Regions from separate parts of the Homo sapiens genome. Here region 2 is linked to region 1. A link is a loop called in an ENCODE intact Hi-C map of the cell type or tissue named here. Cell type or tissue: endothelial cell of umbilical vein. All regions are shown on one strand. Region 1 overlaps STRIP2 (striatin interacting protein 2). Region 2 holds the start of LOC124900234 (a long non-coding RNA gene).

Region 1 (8,000 bases):
CATACTTGGGGTGACTAGAGATATTGCCACACTAGTTTGTCAGTACTGCCTGAAATTCCACCATGGAGAAGGAGCCTACTTATATGTAGCTTAAAACACACACACACCCTATGGAGCCTGAAGTCATGAGACCTGGATTCGTGACCTGGATCTGCCACTTACTAGTTATGTAATCTCAAGCAAGAAACTGTTTCTCTGAACCACAGTATTTTCATCTTTAAAATAAGGATAGCTTTTCTGACTATATCATAGAACTTTTATAAGCATTAGTTAATATTGGTATATGTAAGATTGCTTTAAACACTTTCCCTTGGGGGTAAGCATTGGAGGATGGGTTTTTCCTAACAATACGGAGACCTGTGCACTGGCCCCTTTAAAACTGGCACTTCAGATGTGCTACTTGAGTTACCAGGGAAAATGAAAGTACAGGTCAGGCTGTGTCAGGGCCACAACTGCATGCAGGCACCTCTGTGTATCAGTCAACACTCTTGGTTAAAAGTAACCAAAACTAGCTGGACTACACTCATGCAGAATAGCGACTTTGTCAGAATGAAATGACGTGTCATCCTGAGGAACCTAGGACAGCAATGCAGCTCTGGACCTCAGGGTTGGCCTGTAGTGTGGGGAGCCCAGAAAGCCTTTCACGTCTATCTGTAAGACACCAGGCCTCTGTATTTCCACTCCAGTTTCCTCTCTCACTGACAAATTTATCAGTCTGCATTGTTTGCTTCTCAGGCCGCATAGTGAAATACGTCTATATGAGCTAAACATGCCCCACCTCAGAGACTGAATTGACTCTTCAATCCCTATTCCAGATTCCCTGGGTTAGAGGTTCACTCCTAGATCAACTGTGGCTAGGGGAGTGGTATACAGAAATTGAATGTTCCTTCTGCACCCATGGACCTAGAATGGGAGGTACAGACAATTCAATAGATGTCCATTTGGTTCAGTTTGGAGTTGGAAGAGTGGTAGCAACAGACTACACCTTTTGCTAAGGTTGGCCTGAACAAGATGATCCTCTTATGCACCATCTGTAAGTTTTACTTTTGAATGATCTCTGAGAACTTGGAGATCACAGCTCATTATTGCAGAATTTTCTCATGGCTCTTAACAATCTAGATGTTCTAGATACTTGTAAATTAATTTTATGCCCCCTTAGGCTAGATTTCAATTCACTAAGAGAATGGAACAAATCTATCTTTGATTTCCCACCCCCATTTCCTGGTCGCCGGCAACTACTTTGCCATAGGGCTTTGTCAGTGGGAGGTGGGTGGATAGGTGGATGAGCCAGCCAAGAATGTTCATCCTAATGGAGCAGTACAGAACTGGCAACCCTGGGAAAATCCAATAGAGTGAATCAAGATGATGAACAACATTACAGGTAGTTTGACACTGCCCTCTCCCAAGCTGACCCTTCTCCTCTCCTACCCTGGTCCCCCAGGTTATCTTGGACAAAGGTAAACATTTCTGGCCAAATAAATTGTTGCCTTTTACTTGTATAGAAGTTTTGACTTTTAAAATGTAGAGACAGGTTCATTATAGCAGTGTGAACTTGTCGTCGTCAAAGCCACTGCTTTGCCAACATCCTTTATCCATTTCCAGCTGCACTAGTTCAGATAGGTTGGTGTTCAAAACCTCATGGAACATCAGAACCAGAAGGGGCATTAGAGATTAGCTAGTCCAGATTCTGTATTGTGTCAGTGAAGAAGGGAGAAGAGGAAAGAGACAGCTGTCATTTATTTTGTAACTATGTCCTTGTCATAATGCAATGCCTTATTTCCCCTCCTAACTCATGCCTGCTTCCCTGGGCTCACTACAGAGCTGTAGCTTGCAGTCCCCCACTGTCAGCTATTACCATTCTTGAGTTACTAGATTAGCCTTTCTATAGGAAACTGCCCCTGTCTCAAGCTTCCTTTAGGAGTGGCTTCTGTAATCATTCCCCAGAGCTCCCAGCTTTCAGAAAGATCTGGTGAGAGACACAGGAGGATCATTTCATCCTCCCATCCTCAGATTGTTATCCAGTGGGATGGGTTTGGGCAGTGTCTGTGGGAGCAGTTATATTCACACATACAGTTAAATGCAGAAACACAAATGCACTCAAGTTTACATGTTCCTTTAAAGAAGCAAGGAGTGCTAAGAAAAGAGGCTCTCTTTCTGCTTTCTTTTGCATCTACCAGATGGGTGCCAGCCTCAAAGAACTCATTGGTTCCTCTCATGACAGGAAAGGAGACTGGAGCTAGAGTTGCCTGGCACCAGAGCCCTCATTTCAGCTGAGGTCACTAAGCAATTTGGGAAATGGATAGGGGCTGCTGGAGAGAAATAACTCCTGCCCTTTCCAGATACAGCCAATTCCTGCTGTTGCCATTTACCTAAAGCCTGTCCTTATCTCTGCATCTTACAGCATCTCAGTCCTGGATTATCCTTGCTGTACCATCCAGGATTTGCCGGAGCTTACTACTGAAAGTCTGGTAAGCAGATGGGGATTTGGTAGCCTTTGAAATTGCTAGGTAGCACAGGTTGGCATTTGCTCTTTCATTTCTTCTCCAACCCCTTAATGCCCTGGTTTGAGAGTCTCAGATCAATGAAGGTATATTGGCAAGAGCAGAGATGCAGCAGGGGTTTAGAGTTGCTGACCCAGTTGAGAAAGATTTGGAAAAGTTTAGCGTAGCATTTTTCAGAGAAGAGGAAACAGCCAGTGAAAAACACTAAGGAGGAAAAGGAATTTAGAAACATAATGGGACCGAAATTGAGCGTGAATATCTATGCTAAATGCAGGACAATCTCTTCTGGTCTAGCACAAATAATTATCTGTCTTCTTTCTGCTGTGCTACAGGGAGTTCACTTCTTATTTTCATATAGGTAATAAAACCTAGCAAGCAATGTGTACTTGAGAAAATACTTTGTCTAAGTCTCTCGGAGGCAAAAGTCTATATAGCCACAAAAGGATAGCCCAGAAAGTTTCTCATCTTGAAAACAGCTCTAGGCAAATCAGAAAAGTCACTCACGGTTATTCTTAATTCCATGAAACTGACTGAACAACAGCCATACTGAAGATGAGGTATCTACCTCATCATGTATTGCCATAGCTCCTTAGATAAGCCACAATCCATACCTCCAGCCTGTTGCATTGTAATTATGCATTTGTGTCTGTTTCTTAATTTGACTGTAGAATCCTTGAATGAAGAGGTAGTATAATCATTTTTATATCCTTAGAGTCTAGCACTTTGTCTGGTACATTGAAGAGCTCAATAAATGTCAAATGATTGAATCATGGCATGCACCAATGGTTACTACAACCCTTTGTCCTCCAATTGTAATTCCTGCAAAATGTTGAGTCAGAAAAGTATATTATGCAAAAATAGAATGACAATCTCTGTGGTACAGGTTTTATAGAACCATGGGATTCTTGGCTGGAGGGGACTTAAGAGCCATTTGATCCAACCCCCTTATTTCAAAGATGAGAAACCTGAAGGCCCAGTGAATGAAGTGACTTGTCATGGTTTACTCCTCATAGGTGACAGAGCCTGAATCAGACATGAGTCAAAAGACCCATGTCCTGAGACACCAACCTAGCACCCTTTTTTACCACTGGGATAGAGAGATTCCCTGGTCTTATTTAGATGTGGCCTCAGCAGCCAAAGAAGTTGGAAGCTTTTTATTCCTACAGAGAAGTAATAAATTGTCTAACCCTCTCTATGTTATTTATGATGCTATTCAGTCTTTTTTCAAGTTTTTTATTAAAAAAAATTTTTTTTACCCACACTACAGAGATGTAGCTATTAAATCGTTAAAACAACTCTATGAGGTTAGTATTACTATTTTATAGATGGAGAAGTTAAATAGCTACCAGTTGAAAGTGGAAGTCAGGGTAGAGAGACATGTATCCCCTGCCATTCAGAGTTGGAATGAAGAATACATTTTCCACAGAAACAGTGGTACACAGTAGCATTAAAATTCTGCTATTAGTAGGGCATTTCAGAAGATAAAGTCAACTTTTATGGCCTGAATTTATTTCTTCCTATAATGTGTTTTTTATTTTCAGTTCCAACCCCATTGGTTCATATATAGGAATTGATAGGAACCACACTTTCACATCTCTCCCAATTGACCTTTGGGATATGTGCATAAAATTACTGAAATGAAGTGAACATAATAATTTATTATGTTTTCTAAGAAGATTTTAATATTATTCAGAGTGAAAGCATGTATTTATTCTTCCTGAAAAATAGTCATGCTAAGTATTTTACTACTTTGTGTGAAGCAATAGTGGCACCTGGTGGTTTCATTTAGTAACCACAGACTTTTTGTTTTGCTTGAATTTTGAATGAGCCCAGTCATGGGCTGCAATAACTAGTGAGTCTATTCCACATAGGTCCTCAGTATGGTTTATCTAAACTGGTGACTTCTGTGCTCAGAAAAACACTAATGTTCATATGAGTAAGATATATCTGTTTTTTTCAGGCTTAACAAATTGCAAGCACAGAAAATGTACTGGCTATTTGAATATATAGAATTTTCTTTTCTTTTCCTTTTTTTTTTTTTTTTTTTTTTTTTTTTGAGACAGAGTCTTGTGCTGTCACCCAGGCTGGAATGCAGTGGTGTGATCTCAGCTCACTGAAACCTCTGCCTCGTGAGTCCAAGTGATTTTCCTGCCTCAGCCTTCTGAGTAGCGGGGACTACAGGCACGTGCCACCATGCCCAGCTAATTTTTGTATTTTTAGTAGAGACAGGCTTTCATCATGTTGGCCAGGCTGGTCTCGAACTCCTGGTCTCAGATGATCCACCTGCCTCAGCCTCCCAAAGTGCTGGGATTATAGGCATGAGCCACAACGAATGGCTATAGGATTTTCTTTAAGTAACTTTTGAAGTTTTTTTCCTGATATTAAAATAAATATACGTATTGCAGAAAACTGGAGAAACAGAAAAGTATGAGGAAGAAAAATACTCTTATGCCACCTACATATAGCCACTGTTAATATTTTGCTGCAATTATATATATATTCACTCATATATAAACACATTAACAAAACTAAGACTTTATACATAGATATTTCATTTGACAGCAAAATTTAAATGTTCACAATATCATTTTATTAAACATTCTAGAGGACAATTTTTTTCTTTCTTTTTTGAAGACAGGGTCTTGCTTTGTCACCCAGGCTGGAGTGCAGTGCACTCGGCCTGAAGCACGGCCCATCGCAGCCTCAAGCTCCTGGGCTGAAGTGATCCTCCCACCTTCCCAAGTAGCTGGGTGTAGGTGGGACCACAGACATGCTACCATGCCAGGCTAATTTTTGTATTTTTTGTAGAGACGGGGTCTTTGTGTTGCCCAAGCTGATCTTGAACTCCTGGGCTCAAGCAATCTGCCCTCCTTGGCCTCCCAAATTGCTGGGATTACAGGTGTCAGCCACCATGCCCAGCTGAGGACATAATTTTAATTTCTTTAAATTTTTTATTTATTTTTTATTTTTATTTATTTATTTTTTTTGAGATGGAGTCTCGCTCTGTCGGCCAGGCTGGAGTGCAGTGGCGCCATCTTGGCTCACTGCAACCTCTGCCTCCCGGGTTCAAGCGATTCTTCTGCCTCAGCCTTCCGAGTAGCTGGGATTACAGGCACATGCCACCACGCCTGGCTAATTTTTTGTATTTTTAGTAGAGACAGTGTTGTACTGTGTTAGCCAGGATGGTCTCAATTTCCTGACCTGGTGATCCGCCCACCTCAGCCTCCCAAAGTGTTGGGATTACAGGCGTGAGCCACTGCACGCAGCCCAGGACATAATTTTTAATAGTTACACATAATATTCCACTATTTAGTTTCAAAAAGGATTCTGTGCTGTTGACATTTATTTATGTTTTCCTTGTGTAACTCCAAAACAAACATCCTTGCATGCAAATCTTTTATTTTTTTTTTTTGAGACAGGGTCTCGAAGTTGCTCAGGCTTGAGTGCAGTGGTGTGATCACAGCTCACTGCAGTCTTGACCTCCCAGGGTCAAATGATCCTTCCACCTCAGCCACCCAAGTAGCTAGGACTACAGGCACATGCCACTATGCTTGGCTAATTTTTAAATTAAAAAAAAATTTTTTTAGAGATAAAATCTCCCTAGAGACAGAATCTCCCTATTTTGTCCAGACTGGTCTCAAATTCTTGGGCTTAGTGATCCTCCTGCCTTGGCCTCTCAAAGTGCTGGGATTACAGGTGTGAGCCACAATGCCCAGCTGCACATGAATCTTTGATTATTTCCTTTAGATTCCTAGAAGTGGAATTATTGGGCTGAAGTAGTCTTTTTTTTTGAGACAGTCGCCCAGACTGGAGTGCAGTGGCGCAATCTCTGCTCACTGCAGCCTCCACCTCCCAGGTTCAAGCGATTCTCCTGCCTCAACCTCCCAAGTAGCTGGGATTACAGGTGTGTGCCATTACTGCCCAGCTAATTTTTGTACTTTTTAGTGGAAGCAGAGTTTCACCATGTTGGCCAGGCTGGTCTTGAACTCCTGACCACAAATGATCCACCTGCCTCAGCCTCCCAAAGTGCTGGGATTATAGGCCTGAGCCACCGCTGGGCTGAGGTAGTCTTGATTTATATTTTTTCAGTTTTCTGAATTTGAACTGAATTCATTTCAACTTTATATGAAACTCTAAACAGCATGATGAACATGAAATAAAGGTGAGCTAATGGCATATTAATTTCTGAAGTATTCCCATTTTGTCAAACTAATTAGCTCTTAGATAGGCCATCTTCACCAATATACTAAGTAGTTTCCCCTCCCACCTGGTACAGGAAGTTTAAAAATTTGTGTATCTCCAAATGTCGGTATTCATATTCAATCCACTAAACTAGGAAAAAATTGAAATAAAATTCCAAACTTAAATGAAGGATGGTGAACGTATGATTATGTGGAAGTTAAGTGTGGTCTTTGAAAGGAGGTTGCTGGAGAAGGCAGTGGATGTGGGCTCAGTATGTATTTTGCAATGCTTAGCATCTGAATGGTTGTTGAGAGCAGTGGTATGAAATGTAGGCTGTGCAAGGAAATGCTTTGGGGGATGGAAAATATTAAATATTTTATATGTATTATATTGATATCTTTTTATTTTTTTATTTTTTATTTATTTTTTTTATTGATCATTCTTGGGTGTTTCTCGCAGAGGGGGATTTGGCAGGGTCACAGGACAACAGTGGAGGGAAGGTCAGCAGACAAACAAGTGAACAAAGGTCTCTGGTTTTCTAGGCAGAGGACCCTGGGGCCTTCCGCAGTGTTTGTATCCCTGGGTACTTGAGATTAGGGAGTGGTGATGACTCTTTTTTTTTCTTTTTTTTTTTTTTCTTTTTATTTTTTTTTATTGATCATTCTTGGGTGTTTCTCGCATAGGGGGATTTGGCAGGGTCATAGGACAATAGTGGAGGGAAGTTCAGCAGATAAACAAGTGAACAAAGGTCTCTGGTTTTCCTAGGCAGAGGACCCTGCGGCCTACCGCAGTGTTTGTGTCCCTGGGTACTTGAGATTAGGGAGTGGTGATGACTCTTAACGAGCATGCTGCCTTCAAGCATCTGTTTAACAAAGCACATCTTGCACCGCCCTTAATCCATTTAACCCTGAGTGGACACAGCACATGTTTCAGAGAGCACCGGGTTGGGGGCAAGGTCATAGATCAACAGCATCCCAAGGCAGAAGAATTTCTCCTAGTACAGAACGAAATGGAGTCTCCCATGCCCGCCTCTTTCTACACAGACACAGCAACAATCTGATTTCCCCATCTTTTCCCCACATTTCCCCCCTCTCTATTGGACAAAACCGCCATCGTCGTCATGGCCCGCTCCCAATGAGCTGTTGGGTACACCTCCCAGAGGGGGTGGCGGCCGGGCAGAGGGGCTCCCCACTTCCCAGAAGGGGTGGCCAGGCAGAGGTGCCCCCCTCCTCCCGGACGGGGCGGCTGGCCGGGCGGGGGCTGCCCCCCACCTCCCTCCCGGACGGGGCGGCTGGCCGGGCGGGGGCTGCCCCCCAC
Region 2 (8,000 bases), 170 kb before region 1:
TACACCATGTTAATCTATATCCACCACAACACTGTAGCTGTTCATCTGAACAGGATATCTTTTATTAGCAAATATTTTAATAAGATGGGGCAGGTATTGAGATTAGTAGACGTGTTAAGGAGATTGCAATATGTGATGTATAGAAAAATCCTGGGACTATAACTTCATAAATTAGAATTTTAGATCCACTATTAACGTGTACCCTGGATAAGTCATATGTTGCCTTTGTTGTAGTTTTCCAGTCTGTAAAAATGAAGATGTTAATAATATCTATTCTGCCTTCCCAGTGGGGTGTGTTGAATGTGTGTTTGCTGGCTTTGAAAATGATAAAACTTTACCAATGTAAAGTATTAAGTAATGTGGTTCTCAGGAGTTGTGTGGCTTGATGGATTGGTACCATTCTTTTAACCAAGAAACAATTAGTTGATCTTGGCAGTAGGCCATTGGAACTCAAAGAAATAGCATCTGTCAATCACAGTCATTTCTTGGAAGGAAGAATTGAAAAATGGCACAGGAGTTATTCTCCTTGACCTCTTTCTCTGAAAGGGAATTTGATTAGGCAAGCTGGTTTCATAATAGAGTAGAGCTTCTCTCTTCTCTCCGGGGAATTGAAGCTGAGCAGCCAGGCTGGTTCTGTGAAGCCAGAGCAATCTGGTTTTAAAGGATTTAACTAAATTCTCTATGATTAAGGTTTTCTGAGGGATGTGCATTGCTGAGCAGCAGCTTTAAAAATGTTACGTATGAGTCAGTCTGTGTCCCTAGACTGAGAACAGAGTAGTGGAACTGGTTTAAGTTCAGGGAATAGTCTTCAACAAGTTCATAGCATCTTGAAGAGAAGCCTAGACTCTGAAAGCTGAAAAAATAGGCAGTAGGAGACCATTGTATAGACTGTAGAACTGAGACCCCATCTAGTCATTATTTGGTATTTCTCCACACCTTTGTTAGTGAGCTGACTCAAGTACTTTATAATATAGAAAAATAAAACTAAAGGTCAACAATCAACATACAGTAGGTGTGCAGTAAGGATATGAATATGTAATAAAAATGATTGTAAATTTATGCCTAATTATTGTCTTACAGTGAAGGCCGTGAATGGCCAGAGAAACTACTTAAAACATTTGAGTTTCTGAAACTACAGGCATCCTCAGAGGGTTAATGCATGCTCTTAGTAGAACTCAAATGTCTCTAATTAGGAAGATCTTAATCCTTTATTCTTCCAACAGTTGCTGACTTTGCTGGGGAGTTGTTCGTATATATGCAGAATTAAAGCCACTGGTTTAAGTAATTTGGCCAAAGTCAGGATAAAAATAGATTAGTTTCTCTAAAGCTTCTCTGCGTTTATACTGTTACCTTTATTTGCTAAATAGATTTTGGATAAATATATAGCTGGTTTTAGATCTTGGAATCTTAGTACTGTAGACAGCCACTTGCCTTCGCTGCTTCAATCCCCATTCCAGTATGTGTTATTCCAACTCATTGGAGACTTTAGAAGTGTGATTAGATGAGTCTCATTTTGGAGGAATCATGTAGGATTACCCCTATGATAGTTACTTAAAATTCTTATCACTATATTTAGGAGAAAACACATTTAGATGGAAGTAAAAAATCAAGGAAATAATAGGAAGAGTAGAAGAGAGGTTGCATAAAGGGAGCCAGTGAGTAACCTCTGTACACCTTAATATTCCATCAACCACAGACTTTTCTTCCAATTAAGTACTTTCCCAAAGAATCACAAACATCAGGGGAAGAAAGACAAAATTATTTTCTGGTGTTATGTTGGCATTCATTGGATTTAAATATTTTGGGGCCAGGTATGGTGGCTCACGCCTATAATCGCAGCACTTTGGGAGACTGAGGTGGGAGGATCACTCAAGCTGAGGGGTTCAAGACCAGCCTGGGCAACATACTGAGACCCCATCTCTACTTAAAAAAATTAAAAAATTAGTTGGGCATGTAACACATGCCTGTAGTCCAGCTACTTGGGAGGCTGACGTAGGAGGATCCCTTCAGCCCAGGAGTTCAAGGCTACAGTGAGCTATGATCATGTCACTGTACTCTATCCTGGTTGACAGAGTGAGACCCTGTCTCTAAAAAATAAAAATAAATAAGAAATTTTGGCTTCCTAGAATGGTCCATGCAGTTGATAGAGAGTAAATGCCTGGTTTATTAAAATGGAAAGGTTAGGATGCTTATACCTATTTTTCACATAATCTGGAAGGTAAATTAAGTAAAAATTTCAGGACATTCTGATACTAGGTAGTTTAAAACAATACTCAAATGGTTTCTGAAAATAGCCTTATAAAGGAGAATTAAACTAAATTGGCTCAGTTGGAGTCCTTACCCTTGCTTGGTGAGTTAGAGTTTTCGGAAGCTTAAAGTTTATATTCTTTTTGAGATTTAATATATGTCAACCTTTCTGAAGTGGGTAGCCAACTTGTGAAGACTGTGTGTACACATGCACACTGATCTATTGTAGCCTTGGCACATTGTGTGACTTTAAGTAGGGTGATTGGGGATGTGAAAGGTAAAAGGATTGTAGAGAGGTGGCTGCTCCAAAGAGGAGGAATTTCTGAAAACATCACTGTTTATTCCAATTACAAATTTTTTGTAGTGCTATGTCCCCTGGTTAATGATGGTGTCAGTGGTTGCCTGTGAGTCCTTTGCACTCTAGTATGCTTTGCTTTGAAGTAAACTTCATCTTAGGACCGGGCTGAGTTGTGCATACTGCTGAAATTAAAGGTACTGAAAAAGCATAGGGTAGACAGGCCCCAAGGGAGAAGCGACTGTTGGGAGCTTTGGAAAACTAGCGAACAGCTCCAGAGCACTGGTGCTTGGGGAGCAGAAGTGTCACATGTTGAGATAGGAAATTTAGAATGCCTTTGCTTGAGACCTAATTGGTCTCCTTCCTCCTATAGACTGCTAGAAATTTCTACGTAGCTCTGGACTACGGGTCCCGAAGTTGGAACCACCATTCTATTCCTGTCATTTGTAGTATGGAAAAGTAACTTTTTTCTTGTTTATAAAATGAGAAAAATTTTTGAGAAGAATTTTTTTTTAATGAGTGAAAGTATATGGTGTTTGATAGGGTAATTGAGAGCTGTAATCAAAATCATTACCTGGCTGGATGCAGTGGCTCATGCTTGTAATCCCAGCACTTTGGGAGGCCAAGGCATGGGAAGATCCTTTGAACCTGGGAGTTTGAGACCAGCCTGGACAACATAGGGAGAGCCAGTCTCTAAAAAAAATTAAAAATTAGCCCGACATGGTGGTGGACTAATCCACTAATAGTGTCAGCTACTCAGGAGTCTTAGGTGGGAGGATTGCTTGAGCTGGGGAGGTTGAGGCTGCAGTGAGCCATGATCCTGCCCCTGCATTCCAGCTTGGGTGACAGCGAGATCCTGTCTCCAAATAAACAAATCATTACCTGCTGAAATAGTCATTCCCAGTTTATATAATCAGATAGCTAGAGGGTAACTATAGACAAGAAAGCCTGTGGTTTAATTTGATAGGAAAGACTCTAACCTCATTGAGAGAAAACGATCAGAAAATATTCCTTTTCTAATGGCAAGAGAGGAAAAACTTATAAATTAGGTTCATATTATATAGGGAGTGGGGTATTCACCAGCCAGCCTATTTCTGATTCCTTAGTGAAATCTGATTTAGGAAATACAAGGTAGCCTGGTTTTATTGTTGAACAAGGGAAGGAGAAAATCACTTTGTCTTATCTAGTTAACTAAATATTTCAAGGTAAGGATATGAAGATAGTTTAAATTTCCGTTACAACTGGTATCAAATTTTGCTTCTCTGCTTTGATTAGAAACTGTCTCCACCTGCTGGCCGCAATTCACTTGGCATTTCATGAGGACACCTGGTTTTTTGTTTTGTTTTCTTGAAACATATAACAGCTATGGAAAGTACTTAGGCAGGGTTGTAGTGACTAAAATACCTCTATGTAGCTTTTCCTAAAATTCCCAGAAGGATTTTGGAGTTTTTTCCTAAACTTTGCTTGGGGGATAATGGAAAAGAAGCAACGTAAGGCCTTACAAGAACCAAACCAAAGCAGCACATTTGCAGTGTTTGTTTGATATTTGTCATTCTACCAAGTGATTTGTCTATTTTATGTATTATATTAAACTGTTTAAGCTTTGTTATTTATAATTAAGGTCATTATTTTCCAAATTGCTGTTAGTTTCACCTCTTTTGCCTGTTTGGAAATAATTATCACAATCATTACTGAATTATACAATAAAATAAAACTTTTCTTGGTCTAAAGGTAGGCAAGCTTTTTCTGTAAAGGCTCAGATGGTAAGTGTTTTAGGCTTTGCAGGCTATATGTTTTTTGTTGTAACTACTCAAACCTGTTATTGTAGCGAAAAAAAGTATATAGGCAATACATAAATGAATGAGTTCCAAAAATACTTAATGGAAACCAAAAATTTGAATTTGATACAATTTCCATGTGCCATGATATATTGTTCTTTTTTAAATTTTTTGACATTTTTGGGGGGAGAATCAGGGACAGACTGGAAATTTTTCAACCATTTAAAAATGTAGAAACTATGGGGCATGGTAGTCCATGTCTGTGATCCCATGGGAAGATCGCTTGAGGCTGGGAGTTTGAGAGCAGCCTGGGAACCATAGCAAGTCCCCTCCTCTACCAAAAAAAAAAAAACAAAAAACTATCCGGGCATAGTGGCTCACCTGTAGTTTCAACTATTCAGGAGGCTGAGGTGGGAGAGTCCAACTTGTTTTTTTTTTTTTTTTTTTTTTTTTTTTTTTTTTTTTTTTTTGAGATGGAGTCTCGCTCTGTCCCCCAGGCTGGAGTGCAGTGGCGCGATCTCGGCTCACTGCAAGCTCCGCCTCCCGGGTTCACGCCATTCTCCTGCCTCAGCCTCCCGAGTAGGTGGGACTACAGGCACCCGCCACCACGCCGTGCTAATTTTTTGTATTTTTAGTAGAGACAGGGTTTCACCATGTTAGCTAGGATGGTGTCGATCTCCTTACCTCGTGATCCACCCGCCTTGGCCTCCCAAAGTGCTGGGATTACAGGCATGAGCCATCACGCCCAGCCAGATTCCAACTTTTAGGAGTACTTCCGTAACAAAGAAAACTTGTCAGAGGGGTGTTGTACCTGTTCCATCTCATCACCAACCACATGGCATAGAAGTACAGAACTTTGTATATGTGGAAGATGATTCTTTACCCACACATGTAGGATCATGACCTGTTGTGGTTTGATTATATACCCACGGTTTAGATAATTTAAGTTCAAAACACTGAAATAATTTTTTAAAGGAGAAGACTCTTTTTAAAATTTTTGAGACCAGCCTGGAAATTTTATACATACAGGAGAAAACTTGAAAAATTTTTTTATTTATTTAAAATTTTTAATTTTCGTGGGTACATAGTAGGTGCATATATTTATGGAGTTTATGGAATATTTGATACAGGCATATGTTGCGCAATAATTACATCAAGGTAAATGAGGGTATCTATCAACTCAACCATTTATCATATTACAATCCTATTATACTCTTTTAGTTATTTTAAAATGTACAATTAAATTATTATTGACTATAGTTACCCTGTTGTGCTATCAGATACCAGATCTTATTCATTCTTCCTGGTTTTTTGTACCCATGAGCCATCCCCGCCTCCCCCCCAGCCTCCTCACTACCCTTCCCAACCTTTGGTAACCATCATTCTACTCTCTATCTCCATGAGTTCAATTCTTTTAATTTTTATCTCCCAGAAATAGGTGAGAATATGCAAAGTTTGTCTTTCTGTGCCTGGCTTATTTCACTTAACATAAGGATATCTACTTTGATTCATGTTGTTGCAAATGACAGGATCTCATTCTTTTTTATGGCTGAATAGTACTCCATTGCTTATATGTACCACATTTAAAAAAATCTATTCGTCTGTTGATGGACACTTAGGTTGCTTCCAAATACTGGCTGTTGTGAACAGTGCTACAACAAACATGGGAGTGCAGATATCTCTTCAATATACTGACTTCCTTTCTTTTGAATATATGTCCAACAGTGGGATTGCTGGATTATATGGTGGTTTTATTTTTAATTTTTTGAGGAGTCTCTAAATTGTTCTTCATAGTGTATGAGGGTTTCCTTTTCTCCATATCCTTGCCAGCATTTGTTATTGCCTGTCTTTTGGATATACGCCATTTCAGCTGTGGCAAGATATTTCATTGTAGTTTTTCTATGTTTTTTTGAGATGGAGTCTCACTCTGTCGCCCAGGCTGGAGCGCAGTGGCACAATCTCAGCTCACTGCAATCTCCACCTCCTGGGTAAGGGATTCTCCTGCCTTGGCCTGCCAAGTAGTTGGGATTACAAATCTGAATAATTTTTGTATTTTTAGTGAAGATGTGGTTTCACCATGTTGGCCAGGCTGATCTCAAACTCCTGACCTCAACTGATCTGCCCACCTTGGCCTCCCTAAGTGCTAGGATTATAGGTGTGAGCCACTGCACCTGGCCTTGAGCATCTTTTCATACACCTGTTTGCCATTTGTATGTCTTTTGAGAAATATCTATTCAGATCTTTTGCCCATTTTTTAATTGAATTATTAGATTTTGTTTCCATAGGGTTGTTTGAGCTCCTTATATATTATGGTTATTAATCCTTTGTCAGATGGATAGTTTGCAAATACTTTCTCCCATTCTGTGGGTTGTGTCTTCACTTTGTTGGTTGTTTCCTTTGCTGTGTAGAAGCTTTTTAACTTGATGTGATCTGATTTGTCCATTTTTGCTTTGGTTCCTGTGCTTGTGGGGTATTTACTCAAGAAATCTTTGCCCACTCCAATGTCCTGGAGAGTTTCCCCAATGTTTTCTTTTGGTAGTTGCATAGTTTGAGGTCTTAGATTTAAATCTTTAATCTATTTTTATTTGATTTTTGTATATGTGAGAGATAGAGGTCTAGTTTTATTCTTCTGCATATGGATATCCAGTTTTCCCAGCACCGTTTATTGAAGAGACTGTTCTTTCCCCAATGTATAGTTTTGGCATGTTTGTCAAAAATGAGTTCACTGTAGATGTATGGATTTGTTTCTGGGTTCTCTATTCTGTTCCATTGGTCTATGTGTCTGTTTTTATGCCAGTACCATGCTGTTTTGGTTACTGTAGCTCTGTAGTATAATTTGAAGTCAGGTCGTGTTATTCCTTCAGTTTTGTTCTTTTTGCCCATGATAGCTTTGACTATTCTGTCACTTTTGTAGTTCTATATAAATTTTAGGATTTTTTTTTTCTATTTCTGTGAAGAATGTTATTGGGATTTGGAATCTATAGATTCAGTGCAATCCCTATTATTACACTGATTCTGCTTTAGGTAGGATGGACATTTTTACAATATTGATTGTTCCAATCCGTGGACATGGAATGTCTTTTTCTTGGTGCAGGGGGTATTCTTTTCAATGTCTTGCATCAGTGTTTTATAGTTTTCATTGTAGATATATTTCACTTATTTGGTTAATTCCTAGGTATTTAATTTTATCTGTAGTTATTATAAATGGCGTTACTTCCTTGATTTCTTTTTCGGATTACTTGCTGTTGGTATATAGAAATGCTAGTGACTTTTGTGTGTTGATTTTACTGAATTTGCTTATCAGTTCTAATAGGTTTTTGGTGGCGTCTTTAGGTTTTTCCAAATATAAGGTCATATCATCTACAAACAAGGATAATGTGACTTCTTCCTTTCCAGTTTGAGTGCCCTTATATCTTTCTCTTGACTCATTGCTCTAGCTAGGACTTCCAGTACTATATTGGATCATAGTGGTGAAAGTGGGCATTGTTGTCATGTTCTAAATCTTAGAGGAAAGGCTTTCAGTTTTTCCCCATTCAGTATGATACTGGCTGTGGGTTGTTGTATATGTTTTATTATGCTGAGGTATGTTTCTTCTATACTCAGTTATTTTTAGGGTTTTTATCATGAAGTGATGTTGAATTTTATCAAATGCTTTTTCAGCATCAGTTGAAATGATCATA

The links. A loop is a pair of places that touch in the nucleus more often than their neighbours do. Peaks named below come from ENCODE experiments on the same cell type or tissue, not always from the same donor. Only the 100,000 strongest peaks of a DNase experiment are listed, where the experiment ranks them.
Region 2: it touches region 1 in a loop (12-fold over the local background); 3 of 110 quality-filtered maps call a loop at or near these places.

What each region holds. Positions count from the first base shown.
Region 1 is chr7:129,468,248-129,476,247 of GRCh38, forward strand. STRIP2 (striatin interacting protein 2) reads left to right here. Exons shown (of 21, transcript NM_020704.3): 18 at 2,402-2,468. Among named protein-coding and RNA genes, the nearest start is that of SMKR1, 30 kb to the right of the region's middle. RefSeq lists an enhancer at 1,592-2,131. In endothelial cell of umbilical vein, a CTCF peak has its summit at 4,274 (motif pointing left); a DNase peak (open chromatin) is centred at 4,274.
Region 2 is chr7:129,294,622-129,302,621 of GRCh38, forward strand. The region is part of intron 1 of AHCYL2 (adenosylhomocysteinase like 2); the gene reads left to right. LOC124900234 (a long non-coding RNA gene) reads left to right here and starts at 7,128. Exons shown (of 2, transcript XR_007060519.1): 1 at 7,128-8,000. In endothelial cell of umbilical vein, a CTCF peak has its summit at 3,850 (motif pointing left); DNase peaks (open chromatin) are centred at 480 and 3,830.